Regions from separate parts of the Homo sapiens genome. Here region 1 is linked to region 2. Evidence: read pairs that join two places in POLR2A ChIA-PET (ENCODE). Cell type or tissue: B cell. All regions are shown on one strand. Each heading gives the region's core, and the rest is flanking DNA. Links, peaks and the distances in the headings are about the cores only. Region 1 overlaps SLC39A10 (solute carrier family 39 member 10). Region 2 has its middle 21 kb from the start of LINC01827.

What was found. ChIA-PET counts read pairs that join two places held together with the same protein. Peaks named below come from ENCODE experiments on the same cell type or tissue, not always from the same donor. Only the 100,000 strongest peaks of a DNase experiment are listed, where the experiment ranks them.
Region 1: POLR2A ChIA-PET joins it to region 2 with 6 read pairs; 10 of 35 experiments call an interaction of 5 or more read pairs at or near these places.

The regions. Positions count from the first base shown.
Region 1 is chr2:195,674,766-195,682,970 of GRCh38, reverse strand. It overlaps SLC39A10 (solute carrier family 39 member 10), which reads right to left. Exons shown (of 10, transcript NM_020342.3): 2 at 1,921-2,939. The coding sequence starts at 2,928. Among named protein-coding and RNA genes, the nearest start is that of SLC39A10, 22 kb to the right of the region's middle. In B cell, for the core only: no CTCF peak of the experiment used is centred there; no DNase peak of the experiment used is centred there.
Region 2 is chr2:195,591,294-195,599,498 of GRCh38, reverse strand. No RefSeq gene overlaps it. Among named protein-coding and RNA genes, the nearest start is that of LINC01827, 21 kb to the right of the region's middle. In B cell, for the core only: no CTCF peak of the experiment used is centred there; DNase peaks (open chromatin) are centred at 3,464 and 5,048.

The DNA.
Region 1 (8,205 bases), core at 1,776-5,775, 84 kb before region 2:
TGACTTGCTACCTCACTATATGGCTTTATCTATGGCACCAAAAAAAACCCATCAAAAACTAAAATCAAAACCTATAAACACAGAAAAATGATTCTTCTTAGTTTTTTTTTTTTATTTTTTATTTTTTTCTATTTAGCACCACTTAATTGCTTTTGATCTTCTTAGGTCTTAACTACCATAAGGTACTACTCTATTAAAAGTATTGAACATTTCAGAATCATGAGATTCCCAGTATACATCAGACCTATCAGAATAGCATTAACAAGTCTAATAATGCAAACCTCACGGATGTGATACAAAGAGGAAATGAACAATAAAATCTTGTAATTATCAACAAAATATTCTAGGATATTATCCTAAGTCATAATAATTAATTATCCTAAGTCATAATAATTAATGCACTGTAATCCCAGCACTTTGGGAAGTTAAGGCTGGAGAACTACTTGAGGCGAGGAGTTTGAGACCAGTCTGGGCAATATAGTGAGACCCCATCTTTACAAAAAATAAATTTTTGAAAATAATAATAAAATGAATGCATACTTTAAAATCATACTAAGATCTTAATATATGTTATTTTAAAATCAGTGTTTATAACTGCTGAAAACCAAATAGCTGATGATTTATCAAGGGAAGAAACACAAAGATCTTTACCTAGACATAAAACATATCTCAACGACAGTGACAGAAAAGGATGTGGTCATTTTCCACAGTTGATGGTGCTACTTTCTATACATATGAACAACAAACTCAACAAGTTTTTCTAAACTTTAATAAGAATGCTAAAAATAGAATAAACAAGGAATCAACATCCCTTTAATGAAACTAAAATGAATGTGCTTAAGGTGAATAGTTAAAAAGAAAATCAAGGAGTCAACCAAATGTGTAAGTACCCAAGAGTATGAAAATTTTAAAGGAAAACAGGACATCCCATTACTATTAGTTTCTTATTATTATACCTTTTTATATTCATCCTAAGTCTGTGAAAGGCCTGAGACAAAAACAATTATCATGAGTAAGTAGGCCTTATCATAAAGTGACACAGAGAAAACAAGCTAGCCATATGTGCAAAATACCTGACTTTGGAGCTACACCAATGACTTGGAACCACTCAATAGTTAATTCAATAAATTAACAATTTATGAACTAGAAACTGTTCTAGTTACTTCCCAAGAGGACAAGTTGAACAACAATTAAAAAATTTTAATTTTCAAATACCTAGAACATGGCTAACAATAATAACAGTAAGAGACTAGCTTGGAGGGTCAAATAATTCATAAGGAATACATTTTCTAACAACATTAAAACACTTAAGTCTTCAGATACGTGCTACAAAAAAAAATTTCTTAAAAATACGTTTGGATTTGAGGAAACCAAATTTGAGAATATAAGAAACAAACAAATACAAGTGAAATTCAGATTTTAAAAATCTTTTTTCTTTCTTTTTTTGAGATGGAGACTCACTTTGTCGCCCAGGCTGGAGTGCAGTGGCATGATCTCGGCTCACTGCAACCTCTGCCTCCCGGGTTCAAGTGATTCTCCACCTCAGCCTCCCGAGTAGCTGGGGCTACAGGCGCCCGCCACCATGCCCCGCTAATTTTTTGTATTTTTAGTAGAGACGGGGTTTCACCATGTTAGCCAGGATGGTCTCAATCTCCCGACCTCATGATCTACCCGCCTCGGCCTCCCAAAGTGCTGGGATTACAGGTGTGAGCCACCGCGCCCGGATACTTAAAAATCTTTACACTGATTCTGATTCCTTAATGTATTCTGTTCATGAACATTACCTGATATTTCATAGGTAAACATATGGAAATAAGTTTAAATATGATTAATACTCCACTGTTACTTATCCTGTTTTTAAAATGCACCACAATTATGTGAGAATTACGAAGCAGCTATCGGACATCTTTTTATACTTACTTCATGATGATGGTCATCTTCATTTAGATCTTTTCTCAAAGAAATTATTGCATTATTTTTAACATGTGGTGCTTCTCTCTTTCTAGTATGTCGAAGTTCACCTTCATTATCAGGATCAAGATCTTGGTGTCCACGACCAGGATCATGACCATTACGTTCTGGAAGATGTACATGAGAATGACCTGGGTTATGTACACGATCAGGTTTGTGGACCCGATTATGCTCATACTGTTCACCCTGATCATGGTTAGGGGGAAAACCTGGTGTAATAACCTCAGAATTTTCATTACTTTTCCTCCCTTTTTTCTTCCTCTTTCCTTTCGGTAGTTTAACATCAGATTGTTCCTGGGTTTTATTGGTCTCTGTTGAAGGTTCATTGCTAGGCTCCCCACGCTCACTGGGAGTAATGGAATCATTATGAAAATGGTGAGTGTTGTTATGATCAAGATGATGATGCAAACGATGGTGATGACGTAGGCGGTGATTATGGTCATGCATATGTTTATCATCAGATTTTACAGACACTTCAACTGTCTCTTTCTCTGGATCACATTTATGGTTTCTTTTTGTGGATACACTGGTCACAGTTTGATTTTCTGAATTTAAATGATTATGGGAATGCTGGTGGTTATGTGAGTGAAAATGCTTTCCCTCTTGAACTGCCAAAATATCTAAATGAGAAACATGATCGTGGCCAAGATCCTCATGATTAATCTCAACTACTTTTCTCTCTCCAAGGCCCAAGTTTGTTAAAAGTTTCTCCAAACCAAAAAAGGATAATCTTCCATTTTCACCATAACGCTCAAAAAGTTTTTCAATATAGTATTTTTTTTCATTTTCAGCAGCTTGCTTTGAAAATTTGCTTGGCTCCAATTCTGTCATTCCACGATGCTGTCTGTGAAGCGCTTCAGGGCCATGGTCATGTTCTTCATGGCAATGGTTGCAATGATGAAAAATAAATGTCAGCAAACAAATGAGGCAAAATTTTGTGTGCATATGTACCTTCATTTCTATTTTTCCTAAAGAGATTTAAAGAGAGAGACAAGTATTAGTTTCTACCTAGACACATTCAAAACAATCTAATTCTCTGGAAGTTGCCAATCCACTAAAAAAAGTTTTACTCCATTTCCTTCATGATAAAATATGTTAAGAACCAGAGAAAAGTGAAACTGTCATTATTCACAAATGGTAGAATTAATTATGCAGCATGCCTTAAAGAATCTTTAAGAATAAGTTAGTTTAGTACAGTTACTGAATATAAGGACAGTAATAAATTATATTCCTATATATCAGCAATAATTAGAAAATAAAACTCAAAAATAGTAACATTTACAACAGTAGCAAATAGCTAGGAATGTATCTAACCAAAGACATACAAGAACTTTACATAGAAAAGAGAGAAATTATTGAGAGAAATATTATTGACAGAAAATTACTGAGAGAAATAAAAGACCTAAATAAACGGATGGCTATATCATGTTATGACTGGATAAGCTATGTATCCAATACAACCCCAGTCAAAATCTCAGAATTTTGTGAAAACTGATTAACTGTTTTTAATATTGATGTGGAAATAGAAAGGGCCAAGAACGGCTAAGATGTATTCCTTGAGGAACAAAATTGAAGCATTTACTCTATGAATTATCAAAGATGCTGTGGTATTTGGTGCAATAACAAACAGACTAAAGGAACAGAAGACAAAAGCTAAAAACCGGAAAGGATGGTCTTTTCCTTGGTGCTTGGTCAATTAGGTTTCCACACAAAAGAAAATAATAAATAAAATCTGACCCTTACCTCACACATCATTACAAAAATCAATTGCTAATAGCTCCTGAACATAAATCTGAAACAAGAAATGCTAAAATGATAAAGTGTCCAGAACTGTCCAATTCAATGGTAGCCACCACTAGTCACATACGGGTACTTAAATGAACTAAAATTAAATTTAAAATGCAGCCTCTCAGTCACCCTGACTATGTTTTAATTGCTCAACAGCCACATGTAGCAAATGGCTAGTATGTTGGACAACGTAGACGCAGAACATGTCCATCATTATAGAAAGTTCTATTGGACAAGCATACTTCAAGAATCTAGAAATATAATAAGAGCCAATTATGTAATTCTGAAGTTTTCCAGAATAGATGAAACTAATTTCATACTATTCTATTTAACCCATTATATCCAAAATATTATAATTTCAACATCTAATCAATATAAAAATTATTAAAATATTTTACATTCTTTTTAATACTATGTCTTTGAAATCTGTCATGTATTTTACACTTACAGCACATCCTAATTCAGTCTAACTGTATTTCAAGTGCTCAACAGACGTGTGGCTACTGGCTACTGTACTGGAAAGCGCAGATCTTGAAGATTTGGGAGACTAATTTTAAGACCTTCGAGATAGAACACAAAATTGATAATATATTACACTGAAATTAAGAATTTATGTTTCATCAAGAGACATCCAAAAAAAAAAAAAAAACCTAACTAAAAAGGCAGGCTGCAGACTGGGAGAAGACTACCACAATGTATACTCAAAAATATATAAGGAACTTCTATAAATCAATATGAAAATTACAATAAGACGACCCAATGAAAAAATGAGTAGGTAACTTGAACAAGCACTTCATAACAGCAGCCAAACTCCTAAAAAGCAAATGAAAATATGTTCAGCTCAGAAGTCTTCAGGAAACCAAATTAAAATCACAATTAGATACCACTATATACCCCATGAAAATAACTGAAATATAAAATACTGCCAATATCAAAAGTAGGCAAGAATATATAGAGTTAAATGGAACTTGTGTACTGACAGTAGTATTAGAGATTGTATCTTCTGAAAAACTGTTTGGCAAGATCTGCCAGAAGCTGAATGTAAGCCTATGTACTTACACAGCAATTTTAATCTGGGGTATATGCCCAACAGAAATCCATGTACATGAATACCAACATGAATATTCACGTAATCATTATTCATCACAGTCAAAACTGAAAAAAGGCTGGGTGTGGTGACTCACACCTGTAATTCCAGCACTTTGGGAGGCCAAGGCAGGCAGATCACCTGAGGTCAGGAGTTTAAGACAGGCCTAGCAAACATGGTAAAACCATTTTTACTAAAAGTACAAAAATTAGCCAGGCGTGGTGGCATGTGCCTGTAAGCCCAGCTACTTGGGAGGCTGACACAGGAGAATCACTCGAACCCAGGAGGCAGAGGTTGCAATGAGCCCTGATCGTGCCACTGCACTCCAGCATGGGCAACAGAGACAGACTCTGGTCAAAAAAAAAAAAAAAAAAATCTGATAAAAGCCTAAATGTTAATCAACAACAAAATGATAAATGAAACAGAAAAATCTATCACACAGGAATAAAAATGAAATTACAGCTTCATGCATAGATGAATTTCACAAATATTGGGAAAAAAATGACAAACACCAAAGAAAGCAGTATAATTCTTATATAAAGGTAAAAAGGAATAAAACTAAACTTTGTGGATTTTTTTTTGTTTGTTTTTGAGACAGGATGTCACTGTGACACCCAGGCTAGAGTACAGTGGCGCAATCATAGCTCACTGGAGCCTTAAACTTCCAGGCACAAGAGATCTTCCCACCTTAGCCTTCCAAGTAGCTGTGTGTGCCACCACGCTCAGTTTTAATTTTCTTCTTTTTGGGGTCTTGCTCTATTGTCCAGGCTGGTCTCAAACTCCTAGCCTCAAGCACTCCTCCCAACTCAAATTCCCAAAGTGCTAAGATTGCAGGTGTGAGCTACCATACCTGGCCATGATTACTTTTTGAAAGAGAGATAGAGGGTAATAATTGGGAGAAGACCAGAATGGAGGGGACTGCAAAGTGTAATGGTCTTTCCTGATATCAGTAGTAGTTATGTAAATATGTTTACTTTGTGATAATTCATGGCACTTATGCTCTGTGTACTTTCTGAACACAGTCTATTTCAATACAAAGTTTTATAAAAATCAAATTTTCTTCACTGAAAACCAATCACAAAATGTAATTATAAACAACATTGTATGGTTTCTAGAATTAATTAGAACAAGACATATAAAACCACTAAAAGGAAAAACTTATTAAGATGTTATTGAAGGACAGCAAAGAACTGAAAAACCTGGAGAAACACATCATCTACATGAATAGATGGGATATACTGCATAAGGTACATAAAATCTTCCCAAGTGTATATACAAATTTAACTCAATGCCAGTTAAAATCCTGGTAGCTGTTTAGTTTTGGTGAGACTTCATAAGCACATTCAAAAACTCATAAAAGCAAAAACCCAAGGACAATCAAGACAATTCAGAAGATTAGCAAGGTATTAAAGACTTCTTTTTATAAAATTATACTAACGAAAATAACATAGAACTAGCACAGGGGTAGATAGGCCAGTGGAGTGGAACAGAGTTCTGAAAGAGCATCAATAATATTGACTGTGAAAATGTTTCTTCCTCACACTACACACAAAAGTCAATTCCAAGAACATTAAAAACCTATATGTGAAAAGCAAAATTATCAACAAGTTCTAGAAGAAAATGTAAGAGAATGTCTTTATGTCTTTGGGATAGGGAAATATTTTTTAGGCAAGACACAAAGCACATATCATGATGAAAATTTTTGATTAACTAAATTCTTTAAAAAATACTCTATAATAAAGGACACTATAAAAAAAAAAAAAGCTTATAGGCCAGGCGCTGTGGCAGGCGCCTATAATCCCAGCTACTCAGGAGGCCGAGGCAGGAGAATTGCTTGAACTCGGGAGGTGGAGGTTGCAGTGAGCCAAGATTGTGCCACCACACTTCAGCCTGCCAGCCTGGGAGACACAGCAAGACTCTGTCTCGGTGGCGGCAGGGGAGGGGGAAGCTTATAGCAAGCCATATACTAGAAGATATTTGCAATGTGTATATATAAACAATGTATATAAAACATCAGTATCCAGAGTATATAAAGCACATATAGTAATAAAAAAACTCCACTACTACATAGACAACTATGAAAAGAACATAAAACAGGTTGGTAAAACAGCAACATGATGACTAATAATCTAGGCAATTCAAATCTAGATAAGGCTCTAAGACAGTAACAGGCAAAAATTAGTATCTCACAATACTAGATGTTAAGTAAAGGTCTAATATAAAGAAACAAACTACCTTATGCGTCTGGTGGAAGTATATATTGGTACAGCCATTTTGGAAAGCAACTTGACATTTACTACAGCCAAATATGAACACACTCTACAGCCCCCAAGTTCCATTTTAATTACCCTTGCACTTAGGCACGCAAAGACACATTCAAGAATCCTTACTGGGGCCAGGCATGGTGGCTCACGCCTGTAATCCCAGCACTTTGGGAGGCCGAGGTGGGTGGATCATGAGGTCAGGAGATCGAGTACATCCTGGCTAACACGGTGAAACTCCATCTCTACTGAAGATTCAAAAAAATTAGCCAGGCATGGTGACGGGCGCCTGTAGTACGAGCTACTCGGGAGGCTGAGGAGAATGGCATGAACCCGGGAAGCGCAGCTTGCAGTGAGCTGAGATCACGCCACTGCACTCCAGCCTGGGCGACAGAGCGAGACTATGTCTCAAAAAAAGAGAATCCTTATTACAATATTGTAAATGTTTTTCTAATGTGAACTATTGCAATAACAGAACACTCAACCAAAGTGGGTAAAACAGAGGAAAACTTTCACATAAAAAGAAGTCAGGAGAAATGGGTGATTCTAGGACAGTACCAAAAATCCAAGCACGCTCAAATTTACCCTCAGAGTCCCAAGATAACCTTGCATAATCATATTCAAAACTGGAAGATTTATCTTTTTTAAAATACAATTTTTATTTTTTTTCCTCCTCAGAAATCTTGTTTGGATGGAAGGTTCATCTTCATGTCTCTCTTTTTATCCAGGGAGAAAAATATTTCCCTCAAGCCTCTCTTTACGTATCTTTGATCAGTCAGGTCTCTACCACATGCCCATGCTAAAGCCAATCACTGGTTTACAGTAGTGTATAGTAATGTCCCAGGCCTTCACATTCACTCACTGCCCACTCACTGACTCACTCACAGCTGCTTCCAGTCCTGCAAGCTCCATTCATATTAGTGCCCAACACTGGTGTACCATTTTTAAAATCTTTTATACTGAATTTTTACTGTACCTTTTCTATGTTTAAACATACAAATATTTACTATTGTATCACAACTGCCTACAGTATTCAGTATATCAACAGGTTTGTAGCCTAGAAGCAACTGGCTATACTCTATAGGTAGGTGTATAGCA
Region 2 (8,205 bases), core at 1,829-5,828:
AAACGCTGCAGTGATAGACCTAGAAATGCAAACTACATGGCCTTTCAGCTTAATACTCATATGCAATTGCTTGGGTGCTAGTGTAGATACACTAATTACATTCGAATTATTCCTCAGCCAGCCTAATCTTTAGAATTCTCGGTGAGGGTGAAAATGAAAATCGTCACCATAATATAGATCATTCATTCACACAACAAATATTTGCAAAGAACCTACAGTTCTAGGTGCTTGGGATACAGCAGCGAACAAACTGTATCAATACTATCAAACAACTTGAACTAAATGACATATATAGAACACTCCATGCAAAAAATAACAATTCGCATTTTTTTCAGCATAAATGGAACATTCAAGAAGTTACATCAAATTTTGGACTTAAACATATATCAATAAATTTGTAGGAATTTAAATTTTAAAAAAGATGTTCCCGGCCGTAACGGAAGGAAATTATGGGGTTCAAGACATGTTAGCCCAAAATATGGTACCTCGACATTTGAGAAAACAGCAGAAGCAGGAAGCCTTCTCTTCCCATCACTCTTCTCCTCTGAGGCAGGTCATAAGACTCTCATTACAAGGGCCCTCTCTTGCTAAGTTCTCCCAGTTTATTAACATTAGTTCATACTCCTTTTGTCCTCCAATCATATTTTCCCAAAACTGTTCACTTTTCATCAAACCTAAGCATGAATATATACGGGTTTCCCTGTTTCCTTGTTTCCGTAATGAATGTACTCATGTCACACAACATTTATATTGAATAAATGTGTATGCTTTTCTCATTAATGTCTTTTATTTTATTTTATTTTTTGGAGATGGGGGTCTCCCTCTGTCACCCAGGCTGGACTGCAGTGGCACAATCATGGCTCACTGCAGCCTTGACCTCTTGGGCTCAAGCAATCCTCCCACCTCAGCCTCCTGAGTAGCTGGGACTATAGGCATGCACCACCATGCATGGCTAATTTTTTTATTTTTTGTAGAGACAGGGTCTCACTATATAGCCCAGGCTGGATTCAAACTTCTGGGCTCAAGGGATCCTCTGCCTTGCCAACACACCTGGCTCTTAATGTCTTCTGTTATAGGGGTCTCAGCTATGAACCTAGCAGTGGATAAGAAATCTTTCCTTCTCCACAGAAACGAGGTATCAATAATTTTCAAGATACATGGAAAATCCTCAAATATTTGAATTAAGCAACGTACTTCTAAATAGCACATGGTAATAAGAAGAAAATACACTTATGTGAATACAAATTTAAAATACAACATATTGGGCCTGGTGTGGTCACTTACACCTGTAATCCCAGCACTTTTGGAGGCCGAGGTGGGTGGATCACTTGAGCCCAGGAGTTCGAGACAAGCCTGGGCAACATAGTGAAACTCCGCGTGGTGGCGGAAGCCTGTTGTCCCAGCTACTTGGGAGATGGCGGTAGGATGATCAGTTACACCTGGGAAATCATGGCTGCAGTGAGCCGTGATCGCACCACTGCACTCCAGCGTAGGTGATAGAGCAAGTCCGTATCTCAAAAAAAAAAAAAAAAAAAAAGTTACGTTATGCTGCCAAAACAGTGTTTGGTGAGAAATTTATAACATTAAATGCTTATGTTAGAAGAGAAGAAAGGTTTAAAATGAATGCACTAAGCTTTCACATTAAGCAACTGGAACAAATTAAACTTAAGGTAAACAGAAGGATGAAAAAGGATAAAGAGTAGGAATTAATGAATCAGAAAATGGATCATAATAATAAAAGTTGAAAAAAAATTAGAAGCTATATACATGACCAAAAACTTCAGTCTAATCAAGGGTAAAATTTGTTTGCAACATGTTGCTAAATTGATTTCTCACTTGCTAAGAAAATCTATAAAATCCTATCATTTCTTTCAAAAGAGGATGTTTGAAAGCAGCAGCACATTCATATTTAAAATTGAAGTAACATAGTTACAAAAAAAATAAAATGGAAGAAGCAAACAGAAAAAAAGGAACAAATTTAAACACTTTATTGATTGGTAAAAACACTTAAGAGAATAAGAAAAATAAACCAAGAGAAATGATATTGTTCAAAAGTCAAAAAGAAAGACATATATAAATCAAGAGGAAAATAGCTTTAATCTCCTAATTAGGAGGCAGAAATAGAGAAAAAAATCCAACCAGATGGGCAGGGCTCTGAGGGCAGCCTTATTATTGGATTTGTGGCTGCCAAATAGTGTAGGCCATTTCCAGAAATTGGGTTCTATACTGTAAGAATTTAGTATCTAGAGATGTGACATTAATTAAATATCAGTTTTTGCAACAAGCCCTATATTCAGAAGAGACTCCCTAGCTTCTGCAGAACACACTGCCAGCCAACATATTAATAGTTGAGGGGTATTTCTTCCATTTCAAGATGACAGCTGCATTCCTTTCTTTGGCAATTAGACTTTCAACTCTCTGGGGAATGAAGATTCTTTGCAGATTTGCAACAATTATCTTAACTTGCCTTGTACTACTTTACTGTTGCTTTGCACTGCCCCCGCTGATCTGCTGGTCAGTTCTGCTACTCATGCCTGATGAAGCTATTGTAAAAGATAGAAGAAACTGAGAAGCCCAGTGTGTTGACTTAGGACATTTCATTTTCTCTTTAAAAGCAGACATCCTTGTAATCTACGCCCTCGTACCATAACTTTTCCTTCTATTTCTGTAACTTATTAAACGAAGGCACCATGCATTGAATGATTTTTCATACCAAATGATCTTGATAGATGCTCATTCCTGAAGTACCTGCTGTATTAAATATTTAAGGGCAAAAGATTCTGAGAAGGTACGACCTTGGCAGAACGTCGTTCAAGCCTAATGAAAATGAGCATATTCTTGAAAATGCTACAGAGCATACACAGAAGTAAATAATTCCAATGCAATGAGATATTTCCCTCAGCAGTTTGTGAGGCAAGTGAGATTTCTGAAAAGCATTGCCAGCTTGTGGGGAATGGCACAGAGATGAAGATTGATCCTTTACCTGTATCTGCATCCAGTGGGACTGAACAGCCCACAGCACTTGTGGGCAACGGGTTTCAAAGGGGCTATGGGTGCAAGAGGTGGAGCCAAATGCAGGGCTTTAAGAGACTGTTAAACTCACTTCCAGGAGCCTCATCTCACAGAACGACTGTGACGCTGATGCTGAAGCCATCAACTAACTCCACCATTACCAGAGTTGTTGCCCAAAGAATGCTTCAAAGGGGCTAAAGAACCAAGCCATCCAATATTTTGGCTAGGCTATATTGCTCAACTTAAATGTGTTCTAAGGTCATCGTTTGCATTCAGCTGAGTTGTTGTGACTAGTTTGTGTGAGGTTATAGCACATTCTTATAATTTCGTGTTGCCTTGACACCCATTTTGAGTATAAGCTGGGCTTTCTCATACCAGAAGCAAGACTTCCTCATCCTTGACAGTTTTCAGTTCTCTGTCTCTTCCCAGTTCCTCAGTGTGCTTGATCCAGATGTCTTATCGGCCTCTTGCTGTCCACCTCCCTATGGTAGAGCTAAATGCAATCTGCTTGACTCACCCCACTGACCCCACACCCTGCATGGACTTCACAGATATGCCTCAATGACCATCTTAGTCCACAAGTGCCTCCGTGGAACTTGTGCCTGCTTGCTCTAGACTCACTGATTAGAACGCCGCACTGGAAACCTGCTCAGGTAACACCCTGGACCCCAATAAAGGCTTTAGCCCTCTTGTCTTTTCTCTCCTTCTCTCTCGCTCCCCATCAAGCATGTGTGTCCTGGATGGGCCCCTACTTTGCATTTCCCCTTCCAGGCATGCAGCCCTCTTCTTTTCGGACCTGTAAGTAATAAACTGCTTCTGTTATTTCATGTGTTTTGTTGAGTGGTCTCCTCTGTGTCTTACCTGGCTGACACAGCTGAACCTAACTTCTTTCCTGATCAGAGCTCTCCTAGAGATTGGCTTTCTTACAAGATTAAACAGGACACAGGTCAGATGAGAGCCACAAGTTTCTCTGCCAATATAAACAAGTTTCCTGTGAGAGGGACACCTGATCAGAGGTTGGACACTTAGACATTAGGCTGTCCACTATCATAAAGAAGTATCCTGTGAAAAGCACCCTGTAAACATCCACAACCACCATCCCTGAAGCCCCATCAGCGCAGGGCTAGAATTTATAGTCATTCTCCAGAGAGACACCTCAAGACCAAATTTGAAGAAAATACGAGACATGTCAATTAATTTGTTGTTCACAAGTTGTAAAATTGGCATAAATGTTTGAAGTTTACTTAATACATACACAAGGGTGGATTCATAGCTTTCCTTATATTCATTTGCATTCTACAACTCTGAGTGTGAAATGAGGGATTTCAATACAGCTAGGAATTCCTGGAATTGTATATAATCTCGGGCACACCCAAGCAAGCATTTACCCCCTACTAACATCACCCACTATGTGCATCAGCAAGATAATTGAGAAGCAGTCTGATAAAGCTGTCGTACTATTGTAAATTCAATTGTTCTGTTTTTTGTTTGTTTGTTTGTTTGTCTTTAAAAAAAAAAAAGATTACCTAGGACCCAAGAAAAAGTACTGCACTCTTTAGGCTCTAATAGTGAGATAATAAACTTGGCTAAATTAGAATTACAACTAGATTTTTAATTCAAAAGAGTATCTTTCCTCTGTTTAAAGGAAGCTGGTTATTATTTGCCCAGAAAGATATTCTTATGGCTTCTTCAGTTAATCAAAGATGAATTAAGTCTCAGGAGACACATATCTAAATGCTTCCTTCCTTTTGTCATTTTCCCAGAACATTCAACCTCAGACAGTTTGACAAATAAGGTCAGAACTTGAACTTGCACACATTGATCATTAATTCTTCTGAAAGAAAATCGCTAATTAAGTGACAGTATCTTTAGAGTTTACAAATAGTGGAAAATAAGGCATTTTGGTTTCTGATATGAAAAAGGACACCTATCAGCAAATATCACTGGAAAGTTTTCCATTGTTTTTGGAAGAGATTACTCTTGTTTTCTCTTTCAGTATCTTATCTTCCTTCTTGTCAAACCTACCAACTCTGGTCTCTACCCTTTCAGTTTCTATATCAGGACAATGAACTTGCATAAGAATAGCTTTCATTAGTGGAGTATTAATGTTTTCTCTTTAGATAACTCAGGCTGTAACTTGACAATCAATAGCGGAAGTAATGATTTAGATCAGAGGTCGGCTAGCTTTTTCTCTAAAGGGTCAGCCTGACCTTTTAGAGAAAAGCTATATATATATATATATGTATTTTTTTTTTTTTTGAGATGGAGTTTCACTCTTTGTTGCCCAGGCTGGAGTACAATGGCGTGATCTCAGCTCACTGCAAACTCTGCCTCTCGGGTTCAAGCGATTCTCCTGCCTCAGCCTCCCCAGTAGCTGGGATTACAGGCGCCTGCCACCATGCCCAGCTAATTTTTTTGTATTTTTAGTAGAGACAGGGTTTCACCACGTTGGCCAGGGTGGTCTTGAACTCCTGACCTCAGGTGATCCGCCCGCCTTGGCCTCCCAAAGTGCTGGGATTACAGGTGTGAGCCACCGCGCCTGGCCCAGGTAATAAGTATTTAGGCTTTGCCAGCCATGTGGTCTCTGTGGCACCTACGCAACTCTGCCCTTGTCACACAAGCAGTCCTAGACAATGTGTAGACAAATGAGTGAGGCTGTGTTCCAATAAAACTCTACTTATAGCTGAAACTCAAATTCCATATAATTTTTATATGTCAGAAAATATCCTTTTGATTTTTTTCAACCACCGAAAAGTACACAAAACATTCTTAGCTTGCAAGTTGTAGAAAAACAGGCGATGACCGGATTTGGTATGTGGGAAGTAGTTTGCTTACGTTTGACTTAGAATCACACTAACCTATACTTCACCCTGTAATTGCTGTAAAAAAAAAAAAAAGAAGAAAGAAAGAAAGAGAGAGAGAGAGAAAGAAAGAAAGGAAAGAAAGAAAAGAAAGAAAGAAAGAGAGAAAAAGAAAGAAAGAAAACCAATCAAAATGCCATAAACTAAGTCTAAATAATTAAATAGTAATTTGGGGTTTTCATATTGCACTGTATTACACTGTTTGTATTGGTCCTCAGGAATCCCCGGGAGACTGCTTGAATTGTGTCTTTTAAAAATTTTCCGTAAAGTACTAATTGTGAGAAACGTAAGGGAGTCTAAGAGGGCATAGTTGTCATGAAACTGGCCTGCCGCAAATATAAAATTTCCTTCAAGTTCTATGTTTTGTCTTAAATGTTGTTGTAAATTTTCCATTCTATTCCATAATATTTCCCCTCAAATTTTCTAGAAAAGCTAAAAAAAAAATGCCTGTTTGTACAGATTCTTATGCTTACAGAGAGATGTGGTACTTTAATTTGAAAAGCCAAAGAGGCAAGCTTAGATAATAGCATAATCAAATAAAATTAAAAGGAAGGTAAAAATCTAGTTGCAGGGTCCTATGTATTTAGTTAAATAGCTTCTACCAGGAATAATTGTTCCTGGTAAACTGCTGCAATGACACCGTTTTTAAATGTAGCTTTTCTGTAAAAGAGGAAAAGAAGTATAATGCGATTAATATGTATAGAAACAATGACTTCAGAATGAAAAGAATATAGGAAAACAGTAGGATCAAATGCGCTGAATTGGAGTCTTCCATAAGTAACCAAAAGGACAACAAAGAAGCTAATAGCAGATAGCTTCAATTCTAAAAGAATGTACATATTTTAATTACCAAATAGCTCCAATTGCTTTTGACTTTTAGGTTCTTTCTTTTAGCCCTGCAATTTAGTGTGAGTCTTCTCCTCCAGACTTGGCAAGACTTACCGGTTGACTTTTTTCTGTTGTTTTTCACCCAAGACACCTACTTTTTCAAAAATTCAAACCAAAACCTTAAATCGGTTTTGATCCACTTCCAAAAGACTCTTCTGTTACTCGTGTGTGTGTGTGTGTGTGTGTGTGTGTGTGTGTGTGTTTGTAAGAGGGAGACAGGATCTCGCTATGTTTCCTGGGCTGGTCTCAAACCCCTGGGTTCAAGCTATACTTCTGCCTCAGCCTTCAGATTAGGTGGACTACAGATGTGCGCCACTGTGCCCCACTTCTCACCCATTTGATGCAAGCAGTTGATATTCTCTTTTAAGAATGTATCCCGAAATTGTTCCCTAAAGCTCACAACAGTCTTGTACCCTGGTGAGTTACCATGGTAACCCTCAGATTAGCTTCTGGAAAACAGTAACAAGGGTTTTATCCTATTTCCATCACTACATTACACAGCCTCATCCTGCCCTTTGAATCCTAACATGAGATCAGTGCTAATTTTTCTGCTTCAACTTCTTTTCTTTGAAGAGGTGAGATTAGGGGAAGAGGTTAACCTCTCTCTCCTTGAAATGACTACAATCAAGGAAAGAAACTTTGCCAAAATCCTGGAGTTAGCATTTTGCTTTAAAGGGTAGTTTTGACTTGGCTTTTGAATTTTTTGTATTAAATACTTTTTCTTTTAACCCAATGGATGAGTAAGTTAAATCTAGGGTTATGTTTTACAATATTGGGCACTCTACCTTCACGGATTTACAAATGAAGCCACAACCAATTAACTTTGGAAGGTCGCTGTCTTGAGAAGAATTTGGAATCCGACTATATACATTGCTTTTCCACAAGCCTTTAGTGGCTAAAGGAAGCAAGGCAAAGCATAGCAGAGCTAGAATAAAGACTTTCCAGGTATAGTGGCTCACGTCTATAATCTTAGCACTTTGGGAGGAGGCACGAGGATCATTTGAGCCTAGGAGTTTGAGACCAGCATGGGCAACGCAGTGAGACCCCATCGCCACAAAAAAATAAAAATAAAGGCTGGGCGCAGTGTCCCACACCTGTAATCCCAGCACTCTGGGAGGCCAAGGCAGGCAGATCACCTGAGGTCAGGAGTTCGAGACCAGCCTGACCAACATGGAGAAACCCCCATCTCCACTAAAAGTACAAAATTAGCTGGGCATGGTGGCGCGTGCCTGTAATCCCAGCTTCTCGAGAGGCTGAGACAGGAGAATCGCTTGAACCGGGAGGTGGAGGTTGCAGTAAGCCGAGATTGCACCATTGCACGCCAGCCTGGGCAACAAGAGCGAGACTCTGTCTCAAAAAAATCAATCAATCAATAAATAAAAATAAAAATAAAACAATTAGCCAGGCATGGTGGAGCACACCTGTGGTTTCAGCTACGTGCGAG